Linked DNA regions of Homo sapiens: region 1 is linked to region 2. A link is an interaction called in ENCODE POLR2A ChIA-PET data of the cell type or tissue named here. Cell type or tissue: endothelial cell of umbilical vein. All regions are shown on one strand. Region 1 overlaps COMMD2 (COMM domain containing 2). Region 2 overlaps WWTR1 (WW domain containing transcription regulator 1).

Region 1 (5,000 bases), 130 kb before region 2:
GTTCTGAGTCTTCATAACTTCTCCACTTACATTCTCAAGCTGGTTTCATCCAATTTGAAGTCTTAAATAATCCCCATATTCTTGGGATTCTCAAATTTATATCTTTAGCCTAGAACTGTCCTCTAAACTTCAGAATCATACAGTGGAAGCCTATTTGACATCTCCACTTTGGTAATTTGATAAGCATTCAAAGGCAATATGTTCCAAACTGAATCCCACCTTTCTTACCCACTGATACGGTTTGGTTCTATGTCCCCACCCAAATCTCATCTTGAATTGTAATAATCCCTCTTGTCAAGGGTGGGACCAGGTGGAGATAATTGAGTCATAGGAGCAGTTTTCCCCATGCTGTTCTTGTGATAGTGAGTTCTCACAAGATCTGATAGTTTTATAAGGGGCTTCCTCCTTCATCTGGCGTTCATTCTCTCTCCTGCCGCCCTGTGAAGAGGTGCCTTCTGTCATGATTCTAAGTTTCCTGAAGCCTCCCCAGCCATGTGGAACTGTGAGTCAATTAAACTTCTTTTCTTTCTTTCATTTTTTTATTTTTTGAGACAGAGTCTCGCTGTGTAGCCAGGCTGGAGTGCAGTGGTGCAATCTCGGCTCACTGCAAGCTCCGCCTCCCAGGGTCATGCCATTCTCCTGCCTCAGCCTCCTGAGTAGCTGGGATTACAGGCGTGTGCCAGCACACCTGGCTAATTTTTTTTTTTTTTTTTTGTATTTTTAGTAGAGACAGGGTTTCACCCTGTTAGCCAGAATGGTCTCGATCTCCTGATCTTGTGATCTGCCCGCCTTGGCCTCCCAAAGTGCTGGGATTACAGGCGTAAGCCACCGTACCCGGCCTTTTCTTTATAAATTACCCAGTCTCGGTTATTTCTTCATAACAGTGTGAGAAAGGACTAATACACCCCCTCTCTACTGAAACTACTCCTACCATAGCCTCTCCCATCTCAGATAGTACGTACATTCTTTGAATCACACAGGCCAAGTATTTTTGGCCTCTTCCTTGACTCCTCTCCTTGCCCTTCATCTAGTCCATCTGCAAGTCAGTTTCTTAAAAAGGTATCCACAGTCTGACCACTTCCCTTCTATGGTTTGAAAAAAAAAGTAGGAAATTTCACACCAAAATTATAATTTTTAGCAATTTTTGAAAAATTAGAAGTCAGGCAGCACTACAGCCATGCTCCCTCATGGCATTAATCAGTTCAAGATAGATTGAATTTAAGGTGATGACAGCTTATATAAGTTGCAATCTCCACAGTAGGTGAGGATGTGGGCCTAACACTTGGATGCCAGATTAGTTCAAATCACAAATGAGAATGATTTCTCTGACATCTGAACTGGATCTCATTGGTTGGTCATGGCTAATAGAAATAAAAGCCAGTAATTAGAGTAAGAGTGGTTTCAGGAAAAACAACCACTAACACAACACAATGTCACTGAAAGTAAGAGCAACATTTAAGAATAAAGGGATCATCAGGAGAGTAAGAGTTAAGACAAAAGGCTTAGGATTTGGACAGAAGAAAGATGTACCTGTCTTACTGTATCTTCAAATTTTACATTTGGGATAGAGTGGGTGGCATAGAGAGAGAATATTCCATTGTCATGAGCATCTTCAGGTACATGCAGATAAACAATAAAAAAGATAATTTCTTATGTCCCATTAATCCATCCTTGTTTCTATATCTATTCAGTTATCAAACCATTTATTGAATATCTAGTGCATGCTAGGCCTTGTGGACATAGCAGTGCTGCCTTTAAGTTCTCACAGTCTTACAGTAAGAGGGAGACCAAAAAATAAAATTTAATTAGAAATCAGCAATTATAATCAAGTGTGATGAGTGTTTTAATAGGCATGAACGCAGGATATGGTATAAACCAGACTGTAGGCTCCAGGAGGGCAAGTATTGTGTCTTGTTCATTACCATGTGCCCAGCACAATACCTGGCATATAATAGGCATGAATCAGTGCTGAACAGAAAGAGTGGGTGGCAGGGGGAGTTAAGTGACTTCTTAAATTATTTATCATATATTTCTTGTACCCCTAACATGTGCCAGGTGCTGTAGATACGGCAAAGAACAAAACACAGTTCATGGTCTGGGGGACATCATAAGCAGCAAGTCTTGTAGGGTTCATTGGGGAAATGACTGTGGATAAGCCTTTATACTTAGGTCCTTTAATAATAACCCGGTGGAGATGTGGGGATGGTCATGTATGTGGCTCAGAGGTAATTTATCTTGTAGATCTTTACGTCTCTCTTGTGTGCGAATGTCCCCTGACTTTTGGGGTCCAGTAGGCTTTAACAGTTCTTTTTTTGGCTTTATTGATTTGCTTTGAGTTTGTCCATTATGAAGACATTTTTGAAAGTTAAAATTAAGAAGTTGAATTTTCTAAAATTAAACTCGAGGGCTCATTTACCCACTGAAGTGAGTTTGAATCACTGCGCTATTGCTAGGACTAGTACAGTTTAAGGTTGAGGGTATACTGAATGAATGTTGCCACTTATGGAGAAGTGCATTTAAGGGCTAGAAAAGCTACTCAGAGCTCATTGAGTTCCTCAGCTTATTTGCTGAAACCATTGCATAGGATTTTAACTGGAGTGGATTCTTCTGCTCATAGAGAAATGCATATCAGATAAGACTAGCTAAATGGCTAGGAAACTTGTAACTACATATGGCGCCTTTCATGTTTAAGTAACTGACTTGTCTCATGGAGACTGGTAGTGATGGACAATTACCACCTAATTATTATGCAGTTGTTTATGGGAATCAAATTAATCATCATAGCTTAGTGTCTAGTAGGAACATTTCCCCAGACTTAATAAATTGCCAACACAATTGATGTCCTTGTTAATAGCATTAGTAACTGAATGTACCACCATCAGACTGATGCAGGAGGATGTTCCTTTTAGGACTGGTCCATTTACAACTACTTCAAAGCATTCTTTTCCTGTCTTGCCCACATATTGTTTGCTCTGAGGCTAAATAGAGAACTGAATTCTTTTAGGAACTGTAGCTACATGAAACATAATTTATGTATCCTGTTTCCTACTTGATGTTTTTTGCCAGAATACCCTTTTCAGTGCCTTGAGATATGGCCCTTCAGAGTAAACATTTTTTTCTTTTTCTTTTTTCTAATTTGCATTGACATAAGACATTTTATTTTAAAGTTGCTTTTATTGTTGTTATATTTACAGGGAGGAGGACAGAATCTCATCCCCAATAAAAAATAAGTCCATATCAAGAACTTTGTGGGCTACTGTTCTTTGTCCTGTAGTACTGTCATTCAACTTCTTTCTGAGAAAAATGTCTTACTAGATGTTTGTTAGGGATGTTATGTAATCTCTTTTCTAGAACTGTTAAAGAATAGTATAGATATTTGTATAGGTATTTAATTTAGATACGTTGTCTAAAAATTGGAGGATAGTGGCTTTAAGTCTTTCAACAAAAAAGTCATGGCTTAATTACACAGCAAATACACTCAGTCCCTGTCTGTCGGTGCAGTCTCTCTCTGTCAGTGTAGAGGAAAAACAAATATAAACAGAGCATAATTGAATAAATAAGTACTGTTTTCAATTATCATATATATAATTTGCATATGTGTCATCTATAGTTATTTGTACTACAGAGATGATCTTAAACTGGTACTTTAGCCTGCAAGTACCTATTTTATGTTTGGGGACCAGCTCACCCAAAGGGATTGACTTATTGTTTGCAAATTAGTTGGGGACATTAAATTTCAGCCTTGGATCAGTATCTTGGGTTCTTTTGGAAGCCCAGGTTACCTATAATTATTTGGAAGAAGTTATTAGTCAGAATATTCTATTTTACAGAATTAAATTAATCCTGAAATCTCAGGTTTAGATTTGTTACTCACTTGAAAATCCCTTCAAGTTGGAATCTAGTCTTCTTGACATGACTCCACTATTTTTGATAACTTTTTTGCTTTCTCCTATAACAAGATGTTTCAGGCTCATCTTGTACAGTTTCTCTCCTAGACTTCAAGTCAGCTATTGCTTTGGATAGTCCTGGTTCCTTTTAATGGAGAATCTAAAGATTGAAAGGACCTTGAAGTTGGTCATTGTTTATAGTTTTGTGTTTTCTTCTTTTAAAAATATGTCAGTATTACTTATTTTTTAAATTTTGGAACATATTATACAAATGAAAGGTTATAGATACCCAGTTTAAAGAATAATGATAAAACAAATACCAGTACACCCACCACCAAGCTTAACAAATAAAACCAGTACTTTTGAAGAACCTGTACCCAATTGTAACCATCTCCCAGCCACCTGAAGGAAACCGTTATCCTGAATTTTCTGTGAATCTTTTCTTTTTCTTTTTCTTTTTCTTTTTTTTTTTTTTTTGAGATAGAGTCTCACTCTGTTGCCCAGGCTGGAGTGCAATGGCACGATCTTGGCTCACCACAACTTCTGCCTCCCAGGTTCAAGCAGTTTTCCTGCCTCAGCCTCCCAAGTAGCTGGGACTACAGGCGCGTGCCACCATGCCAGCTAATTTTTGTATTTTTAGTAGAGACAGGGTTTCACTATGTTGGCCGGGCTGGTCTCAAGCTCCTGACCTTGTGATCCACCCATCTCAGCCCCCAAAAGTGCTGAGATTACAGGCGTGAGCCACCGTGCCTAGCCCCTAATCTTTTCTTTATAGTTTTTTTAAACATAAATTTTGTCACCAAACTGTATATTTTTTAAACTTGAACATATTCTGTGACTTGCTTTTTTTCAACATTTTCATTTCTTCTATGATAACCCATGTTGCTGTAGTTCATTTCTTTTCTCTGCCATTTAGTAAGCAATTCATTGTGTGATTATTCTTGGTTTATCTATTCTGTTAATGAATATTTGATGTATTTCTAATTTTTGGTTCTTGGAAACATACTATCATGAATAAATGTATATAAGAGGTTAAGGTATATGCCTAGTGGTGGAGTTGCTGGTAATGCACATTGTTTTCCAAAGTGATTTTCTCATCGCTTACCAGGAGTG
Region 2 (5,000 bases):
CAGGCTTGTAGCCAGCCTGGGCAGGCAGCTTGTTGGCTCAAGGAGTCCTTCGTACTGTTCTTCAGTCCTTCGAATGTCTTATTCTCAGACGCTCTTCTGAGAGGACATGCCTGCAAAGAGCACAGGCTTTATCTTTGGAATCTCTTGTTTCAGTCCATCCCTAAGAAATTGACAGTAGCCTTTAAAAAGTAACCCTTAAAAGTTATTTCAAAAGTAATTATAGTTCTTTGTTAATTAAGGGGGAAAAATCTCCCATAGTCTATCATTTGTATATCTACTGTTTGCTTTGGTATACATCCTTCCAGATTTTTCTATGTGCATGTACTATAATAACGTTGTTTTCTTTTAGCCAATGGTGGAATATTCTGCATTTTATTTTTGTATCCATAGGAGGGATTTTTCAGAGTCCATGAATAATATTGGACTCTGAATATTGGTATGATTTATGGAACTTTATTTTATTTTACTTTATTTTGAGACAGAGTTTTGCTCTGTTTCCCAGGCTGGGGTGCAGTGATGCAATCCCTGCTCACTGTTAACCTCCACCTCCCGGGTTCAAGTGATTCTCCTGCCTCAGCCTCCCAAGTAGCTGGGACTACAGGCATGTACCACCATGCCCAGCTAATTTTCATATTTTTAGTGAAGACAGGATTTCACCATGTTGGCCAGACTGGTCTCGAACTTGTGACCTCAGGTAATCCCCCTGCCTTGGCATCCCAAAGTGCTGGGATTATAGGCATGAGCCACTGCGCCTGGCCTGATTTATGGAATTTTAAAAGGTTCCAAATCCTTTGTTAGAATGAGGCCAGTTAGAAATAATGAAAAGTGGCTAATCCGTGGAAAGCCATAAGCCTCTAGTGGTTTTGAACTTGAAGAAGCACAGCAAAGCACACACACTGTGTGTGCATTGACTTATCCACATGCTACTACATAAGCCTGGAGAGAGATGGGGACAGAAGGAAAGAGAAGACGGATTGCACACTGCTCCAATCCAATTGCCCTGGAGTGAGAGTGAGATGAGATGAAAGTTCGTTTTTCCTTCTGCTCATCATGGTCCCCAGGAGACCCTCAAATTGTGACCACCTTGTCATGGCACAAGGTGGCTCCTAAATGGAAACCAGCTATCTTCTCAGCTATCTGTTCCAAAGCGGGAGGTAAAACTGGGTGTGCTGGTTTTAATTAAGAGATAGCATGTCTAAAAATGGCACATAAACTTAATATGCAGTTAGGAGATTTTCAGGGACATTTTTTTTCTACATTAGTTTCGCATTTTCTTGGTGACTTTAGAAACTAACCCCCTTATTAGACTCTCTGGCCTATGCACATAAAGCAACATTTACTCCCTCCCTCCCTCCTTCTTACTTTTTCTTCCACTTTAAGCTTCTAGTTTGTGCTGGGACTGCGGGATGTAGTAATGAATAAGTACATGGCCTTTGTCCTAAATAACTTAGGTTCAGTTTTAGAAAGAAATCTGAAAATGACTTCTCATAATACCTGGCAGAATGAAAGAAATTTATTAAAAGAGAGGACAGCAGGCCAGGTGCAATGGCTCATGCCTGTAATCCCAGCACTTTGGGAGGCTGAGGCGGGCAGATCACCTGAGGTTGGGAGTTGGAGACCAGCCTGACCAACATGGAGAAACCTTGTCTCTACTAAAAATACAAAATTAGCCAGGTGTGGTGGCACGTCCCTGTAATCCCAGCTACTCAGGAGGCTGAGGCAGGAGAATTGCTTGAACCTGGGAGGCAGAGGTTGCGGTGAGCCGAGATCATGCCATTGCACTCCAGCCTGGGCAACAAGAGTGAAACTCCACCTCGGAAAAAAAAAAAAAGAGAGAGAGAGAGAGGACAGCCATTTTATTAGGAAAGTACAGAGGAAGAAATACGTAGTTCTAGCCAGGGGATTTCATTACATGGGATTACAGAGAAGGGTGTTCCCTGAACTGAATTTTTAAAGATAGGGTCAAATTTTCATAGGCAGAAAGAAAGGGTGGGAAGCGGACATTCTCAATTAAGGGGAAAAATGAGATCTTATGGAAGCTTTAAAGCCTGAGACATTTGAGGGAACAGAATTTGAGAATTGAGTCTGCGATGAGACAGGAAAAGCCCACAGGCAGTAAAAAATGCCGGTGGCTGAGTGCAGTGTAGCTTCCACTGAACTCTGTGGATGTTTATGCTTATTTGAACCTTGTTGGAATATTCCTGGTTTGTTTTATGAAGGGATGTCTCTCACTGAGGATATTGACTCAGGGACGTTTCCTCTTTCAGTCAGGATGGCCTCCATCAGACCAATATTGTTCTCAGGCCATTTTTTTGTTTTGTTATCTTGGATAAACAGAGAGAGGCTGATTCATTTTTCTAGAAAAACAGGATGCACTAAAATACTGCAAGTGACAATGAAACAGACATGCTCACGTACAATAATATTTATAAAGGGACCAAACAATATATGTAGCAGACACCTCTGTGGTGTGGCCGCTACCCCTCCTCCATCTCACTTGCCTTGAGTCCTTGGCCAAGTGGGTTGTTTCTTTCGATCTGTTTCCTCAGATATCAAATGAGACCAATAATACCAACTGAACAGGCATGTCTCAAGGAATTGATGAGTATCAAGTGCTAGAAATAGTGCTGGGCACGTAGTAAGTAGCCATTCCAATAGAGCTTAATTATTTGTGCACTGGGTACGAAATACTGATTCGTAATTGGAGCAATATATATTCACAATGATTTTTTTAAAACTTTGTATTATGGAAATATTCAAATATCCATAAGAGAACAGTATGATAATTTCCCACGTACCTACCATCCCTCCACTTCAGCAATCGTCCACATTCTGCCATTCTTATTCATTGATCCCCTTCCTCTTTTAGAAATGTTTTAAATTTGTAATGGTTAACTGCTACCTAAATTATTTTAAAGCAAATTCTGGAGAGCATATAATTTTGTGTATAGAGAGTTTTTAAGAGTCTGATAAATCAGTGACCAAAGAAGAAATCCTTATAAAAAAATGGTTGAAACCAGTGTTTTGAATGCAATTTTCAGAGCTGAATTATAGGTATTTCTGCAACCAAATTAGGACATGTCTGCAAATCTTTAAGAGTGGCATTTTGAAAGTTCAGTATTGTTTATTTCATTTAAGGAGCATGCCACATGCTGGTCTGCACATAGATTAGCACTTAGGTGCATATGCAAAACACTTTTTTCTAATGGAAGATTTAAAACATACCTCAATACTAGTAGACTAGTATAATGTACCCCCCTGTAACCATCACCTAAGCTATCTTTTTTTTTTTGAGACAGAGTTTTGCTCTTGTCTCCCAGGCTGGAGTACAATGGCGCCATCTCAGCTCACTGTAAACTCCACCTCCCTGGTTCAAGTGATTCTCCTGCCTCAGCCTCCCGAGTAGCTGGGACTACAGGTGCATGCCACCATACCCGGCTAATTTTTGTATTATTAGTAGAGACAGGGTTTCACCATGTTGGCCAGGCTGGTCTCGAACTCCTGACCTCAAGTGATCCACTCACCTCGGCTTCCCAAAGTACTGGGATTACAGGCGTGAGCCACCATGCTCACCCTAAGCTATCGTTCTGATGTCTCCTTTTGAAAGATGTTCATATTGTTTGTAAGAGACTTCTTAGGTCAAAAGAGCCTTAATGATTTTGGAGGAAGATGTAGAATCAAACATTTATATTACACTACATGAAAAGAAATTCTTATTCATCAGTGCTATTGCCTTTGAAAAGTACAGTCAGTACTGCTTGATGTGGGTATGTTCTGAGAAGGGCATCATTAGATGTTTTCATCATTTTGTGAACATCATAGAAAGTATAGTCTACTACACATATAGGCTATATGCATAGCCTATTGCTCCTAAGCTACAAAAACTGTACAGTATGTTACTGTACTGAATACTGTAGGTATTCAATGGTACAGTGGTACAAATACAATGGTAAGTATTTGTGTATCTAAACATAGAGAAAGGTAATGTGTTGTGCCACGACATTTCCACAGCTACGATGTTGCCAGGCAGTAGGAGTTATTTAGCTCCATCATGATCTTATGGGCCCACTGTTGAATGTACCATCTGTTGTTGACCCAAAAGTCATGCTGCACATGACTGTGTGTCAGTAATAGCTCTCAGAGGAACTGATTTTCCCAGATGAAATATAAGTAAAATCTGATGTTTGAAAGCAGTTCAAGCAAGACCCCTCAAAAGACATTTAAGCAAGAACACATTTGGAAGCCAGTACTGAAGTGTTAGTAATGGATAGGGAAGTTATGTATTTTCTCTTCTTTCTTTTTTCCATTCATCTTTCTCTCTCTCTCATTTTTGTTTATCTGCATTTTACAATTTTTTTTTTCACCGTGAGTGTGGATTTTCTTTCACCATGAACATGGATTATTTGATTGTTGAAAAATAACAAAAGCCCAGCTGGGTGTAGTGGCTCACACCACTAATACCAGCACTTTGAAAGGTGGAGGCAGGCAGGTCGCTTGAGTCCAAGATTTCGAGACCAGCCTGGGCAACAGTGAGACCTCATTTCTACAAAAAATTAAAAAATTAGCTGGGTATGGTGGTATGTGCCTGTAGTTTCAACTATTTGGGAGGCTGAGGTGGGAGGATCACTTGAACTCAGGGAGGGTCGAGGCTGCAGTGAGCCAAGATTGTGCCAGTGCACTCCACCCTGGGCAACAGAGTGAGACCCTGCCAAAAATAAAAATAAAAAAGTAACAAAAGAATATAAGTTAGTAAATCAAAGAAGAGATGCCGGGAGTGGAGATTGGCTGTATTGAGATGAGTATGTCAGGGGCAGATAGATAATGTTTCTGAACCAGCAAGCTTTTACCCTTCATCTTGCTGCTTGTCTTTAACCCTTTCCTTGGTCCCTGGGTCTTGCCTCTGCATTCTCATTACTGATGGTAGGGAGTGGTACTCATCTTCATGACATAATCTCATTAGGCCAAGAGAGAGGATAATTGGCCATAGTTCCTAGGCCAGT

What was found. ChIA-PET counts read pairs that join two places held together with the same protein. Peaks named below come from ENCODE experiments on the same cell type or tissue, not always from the same donor. Only the 100,000 strongest peaks of a DNase experiment are listed, where the experiment ranks them.
Region 1: POLR2A ChIA-PET joins it to region 2 with 6 read pairs; 1 of 35 experiments calls an interaction of 5 or more read pairs at or near these places.

Annotation. Positions count from the first base shown.
Region 1 is chr3:149,742,330-149,747,329 of GRCh38, reverse strand. The region is part of intron 4 of COMMD2 (COMM domain containing 2); the gene reads left to right. Among named protein-coding and RNA genes, the nearest start is that of COMMD2, 7.7 kb to the left of the region's middle. In endothelial cell of umbilical vein, no CTCF peak of the experiment used is centred here; a DNase peak (open chromatin) is centred at 2,989.
Region 2 is chr3:149,613,276-149,618,275 of GRCh38, reverse strand. All of the region lies in intron 2 of WWTR1 (WW domain containing transcription regulator 1), which reads left to right. Among named protein-coding and RNA genes, the nearest start is that of WWTR1-IT1, 36 kb to the left of the region's middle. In endothelial cell of umbilical vein, no CTCF peak of the experiment used is centred here; DNase peaks (open chromatin) are centred at 1,396, 2,355 and 4,048; H3K27ac peaks cover 4,916 bases.